Regions from separate parts of the Homo sapiens genome. Here region 1 is linked to region 2. A link is a loop called in an ENCODE intact Hi-C map of the cell type or tissue named here. Cell type or tissue: endothelial cell of umbilical vein. All regions are shown on one strand.

The links. Peaks named below come from ENCODE experiments on the same cell type or tissue, not always from the same donor. Only the 100,000 strongest peaks of a DNase experiment are listed, where the experiment ranks them.
Region 1: it touches region 2 in a loop (5-fold over the local background); 1 of 110 quality-filtered maps calls a loop at or near these places.

Annotation. Positions count from the first base shown.
Region 1 is chr3:179,557,986-179,560,485 of GRCh38, forward strand. No RefSeq gene overlaps it. Among named protein-coding and RNA genes, the nearest start is that of ACTL6A, 3.7 kb to the right of the region's middle. RefSeq lists a silencer at 816-1,110. In endothelial cell of umbilical vein, a CTCF peak has its summit at 993; a DNase peak (open chromatin) is centred at 986.
Region 2 is chr3:179,481,793-179,484,292 of GRCh38, forward strand. It overlaps a transcript of GNB4 not described here. Among named protein-coding and RNA genes, the nearest start is that of GNB4, 32 kb to the left of the region's middle. In endothelial cell of umbilical vein, no CTCF peak of the experiment used is centred here; a DNase peak (open chromatin) is centred at 1,269; H3K27ac peaks cover 1,511 bases.

The DNA of each region.
Region 1 (2,500 bases), 76 kb after region 2:
TGTTCCAAAGAAGCCATCCTTAGCAAGAACCTTGGACTCAGGAGAGTATTGCTCCTCGAGCTGTGTAACAGCCTTACAACATGGTGTTGCTACTGACCTAGATCAATGAGAAGCCCTGATTTGCCCAAAAGTGGCCCCAAGTGACACAGTGTCACTTTACAGCACCAGTTGATTAAATGTTGGCATTGCTAACTCACATGGTGATTTTCCCCAAAAGCTATATTGAATGAACAAAGAAGAGGTTTTTTTTTTTTTTTAAAGATAATGAAATAACAATATAGACTCGTACAACTCACCGAGAATTTAGCATCTCATCTTTTTTTCTTTACTTTCTTGTCTGTTCAGGACCATTGTTAATACCATAGCAAACCTATTAGTGTGTTATAAAGTTACCAGCTGTGACCAAACATACTTTTATTTGCTTCTTTATAGATCTAGGTTACATTATTGAAATGGATAGATCTCTTACTATTCTGATGGCAAACATGTATGAATCTTACCAATCATATTTCTATTGTTGAAAAACCCTATATATGATACCAGGTATTTATCTTTTATCTCAGTAGTGCTTGGATGAGTGTTATACATTTGGAACTTCAGTACGCAAAGGATGGTGCTTACAATGACTCCTCATACACACAAAAATGTCTATTTTGAAAATTGCTTTTTACTACTGCCAACTTTATATATTTTGCAGCATGAAACAAAATAATTCTAAATGTACATAAATTTTTGTGTCATTTCTTCCTGACGGATGATAATTTTCTGAATTTGTTTCCTAGCTTGCATAAACAGCAGTTGCATTTTTTTTTCAATGCTGAACTTAATAAAAGCTGAGACAGAGGATAAGATATGTAACATTTTGTAATGACTGCTGAAATTCCATAACCTGAGTGCTGACAGGGCTGGTGAAGAAAGTAGAGAGGATCCAGCATCACAAGTCCTGGTGGATCATTACAAGAATGGACGACCAGCGACCCAATGTGGCAAAGCCAATTGTTGCACCTGGGGCCACAGAAGAAATTCTTGATGCTTGGATATTACAAATGATTTTTGAAAGCCTCTTTATTTTTGTAAACTGGATTCGGAATCAACCACTGAGCACCTACTCTGGGCTAGATAAATTTATATACCTGTTACTTCAACATCTTTTGTTTTTAGGTTGACATACCTGATATATTGGTTCAGGGGGAAAATTGCAAGCATTGATAGTTTTGATATGCTGTGCCTTTGAGAACTGAAATAACAGACAATAACCTTGAGTTGTTGCAGTTTAATCTGACTAGTTATTGACAACATTAATATAGGCTGAGCCAAGACTTTAGAGAAAACATGTTAGACAACAGGGGAGAAATATCACTACTCAAAAAACCCCAACCCTCATATATTTTATATTTCATAAAGCAGATTTTGCTGGGTTAGTACTTTTGTTTTAATGTACTTTCAACTAGTTTTCCTAAGAATTGAAGATTGGGAGGCCGAGGCAGGTGGATCTCTTGAGGCCAGGAGTTCAAGACCAGCCTGGCCAACATGGTGAAACTCCTTCTCTACTAAAAATACAAAAATTAGCTGGGCATGGTGGCACATGCCTGTAGTCCCAACTACTGGGGAGGCTGAGGCAGGAGAATCACTTCAACCTGGGAGATGGAGGTTGCAGTGAGCCAAGACCATGCCACTGCACTCCAGCCTGGGCTATAGAGCGAGACTCTGTTTTACAAAAAAAAAAAAAAAAAAAAAAAAAAAAAGAATAGAAAACAGCCATACTGTTAAGTCAAAGGAAATAACGTCATTAATATGGAGGATGCCCATCCACCGACATAGTTCTTTTAGAAGGCTGAATAGGTTTTCTTTCTGAACAATCTCATGCTCCAGCAATTCAATATTTCAGGGCCAATAGTCTTAGTGTCCTATTACATTTTTTATTGATTAAAATTTATCAAAGGATTCACAAGTGTGCACTTTTATCTGTGTCAACATGTGATTTGTCCTGAAACATCAGATGTAATGTGAAGTTTATTTCCTTTGAAATTCATTTCAATGGCTTATTATTAAATGAAGCCGTGGTTCCAATGGGACATCAAGAGATTCCAAGCCAACCTGATATTACAAATGAATGAACAAACAAATGATCTGTTTTCTAGTATTTTTCCAAATTATCAAATGGAGCAAAACCTGACTTTAAGCAAAATCATCTGAGTGTCACTTCCATCTTCTTTGTGCTGTCAGATTTACAATTCTCCTGCACAGTTTGGTTACTCTGCACACGGTGCAGGACAGTTTTAAATCTGGGGAGGAGACAGTCCCATCTCAGGCTTTCCAGAGGCTAGAGGGCGTGGTCCTCATCATCAACCCTCTTGAACTGTTTTGTTTTAAGATAAATGCTGAACAAGTGGAACAAATATTTTACTCTCTTTTAGACTAGATAGGTATTTTACTTCTAGGATATATTATCTTCAAACATGAGAGATGTTGGAGATAGTATTGAAGAGAGATATCAATG
Region 2 (2,500 bases):
GACGTGATTCACTCTGAGAGTGCATAGTTTCAACTACAACCTAAATTTTGCTCAACACAACATGAAATAAATTTATTTTTGTAAGTTTCTTATTTTATTTATTTATATTTAATTTTTTTCATTTTGCTGAGACAGGGTCTCGCTCTATCACCTAGGCTGGAGTGCAGTGACACAATCACAGCTCAATATAGCATCTACCTCCCTGGCTCAAACAATCCTCCCGGCTCAGCCTCCCCAGTAGCTGGGACAACAGGTGTGCACCACCACACCTGGCTAATTTTTGTGTTTTTTGTAGAGACGGGGTTTGGCCATGTTGTCCAGGCTGGTCTTGAACTCAAGTAATCCTTTCACCTCAGTTTCCCAAAGTGCTTGGCATTACAGGCGTGAACCACCACACCTGGCCTGCTTCTTTTAAAAATCAAGTTTCAATCAAATGTTTACTCATTGTTTTCTGTGAAATTATGGTTCCCTATTTAAATGACCTTTTTGCAATGCCATAGATCCTTAGAGAGGGAAGATAGGCATACATCAGCGAAGATTAGAAGACTAGAGGCTCATAAAGTACTTAGAGTAAAATATTAGGGTGGGTTCTCTCTTGAGTGGTGATGACGCAAGCGGTTATTATTTTCATCTGTGAACTTTGTTAAATTTTTCAAAATTTTCTAAAAAATAGCAATTCTGCTTTTGAAATATGAAAACATGATTTCATTTTGTATAAAACATTTATTTTGTAAAAGATAGAATCCCTCTTTCCTTCCATCTCATAACTCCCTGCCCCCACTAATGCCTTGAGACATTGAGGCTGTAGTTCCTCTCTACTAAGACGCTAATTATTCCCACTGTTTTGAAGGGTAGAGCCACCTCTACTGCCTGTCATCACACTGCAGTTAATCTTCACTACTGCAGTTCAAAATTAAAATAATTTATAGCTTTGAATAATTTTGGCATTATTCCAAGGCTTTTCATGACTCTCTCTTTTGAGGTGAGGGAGGTGGTATGGGTCACTTATGGCAGGTGGAAAAGTCTTAATTTTTTGGTATGACTTTTCTGGTCTCAGAATATGAAGTTAGCCCTGAGAAATAGGGTGTTTTACTTTTCTCCCCATAAAAGTTAGTGGGAACTTTTACAATTTCTCTCCTTCATCATGATGGGTATGAGAAATTGTTGGCCTGAAGCCTTTCTTCTAGCAATAATCCATTGCACCAGTTGTCTGAGGTCGCTCTGATTTATGATAATAAAACCATGATGGCCTCATATGTAAGAAGTCGTAGTCATTTTGTTCTGCCTTCCGGACAACAATGGCTCATTTCCTTTCTATCTAAAGGACAATTTAATTATTTTTTTCTTTATTTCCTTTATTTGTCTGTTTTTCCTGTGTATACCCTGCCTCCTTCCACAAAGGAGTAGAATATTTTTTCCCTTCTAATGCTTGACTTACATAGCTGACCACAAAAGACATGTATAGTAAAAGAGTAAAATAGAAATAGGAATTTAAAACCCAGGGCTGAGAAAATTATTTAAAAATCATAGTGAACTTATAATTAAACTATATATATACTATTTTATGAATAAATTTATATCACTCAGTTTATATTATAAATAAATAGTATCAATAATAAGATCAGGACAGGGGAAAGGCCCATAAAGGCACAGGTCTTGAAAAACTGTGTAATATAGTTATTATAGCTGAGCCTCAAATTTCACTCTAAGTTGCCTGGCAATAAAAGCTTAAAAGAAAGAAAGAAAGAAACCATCAGCCTAATTTCATTTCCCTTCTTCAATTCAGTGGGGGACTATATAGTAGATTTACTTGATGAAGCAATCATTGAAATCACAAAAGGCAAAAAAATCTGTGACAAAAAGACAGTTGTTTCTCTTGATTCTAAATATAACCACTGTTAAGACTGGACAAAATTTTTATCTCTTACCAGATAATGATTTAAATAATCTTGTTTTACTCTCTGTAGATTATTTAGATGGCTTATTTCCATTTTGATTTTAAGAGAGTTTTTTCTTTTCTGATACTATCCTAATAGTAGTATCAGGCTAGATAGATTGAGGCTAGAATATGTTAATTAATTAAAGTCAAAATATTTGACAAATTTTATTACAATCAATATAGTTTAAATAATTTTGAATCATCCTCTACCCATTCCCTCTCAAAGCTGTTTAGTCTCCTACAATTGCAGAATCTAGAGCTCAAAAAAGGACATTAGAACTTTTTTAGTTCAACCTCCTCATTTAGTAGTTATGGGCACGTTGTCTCAGCGTCTTGATCTCTGAAAATTTATAAAGTACACATTTCAAATTGTGAAAAACATGACTCTCAGAAAAATATAAAATGAGTACGTATCAATAGTATTCTTCAATTAATGAGGGAATCTGTGAGATGTTAAAACCAGTTCAGAGTAGTTGAGAAACTAGACTTATATAGGCAAACAAATTGATTTCAACCTAAGATTTAGAATTGGTTAACCCTCTAGCAGGGCCAAATATATGA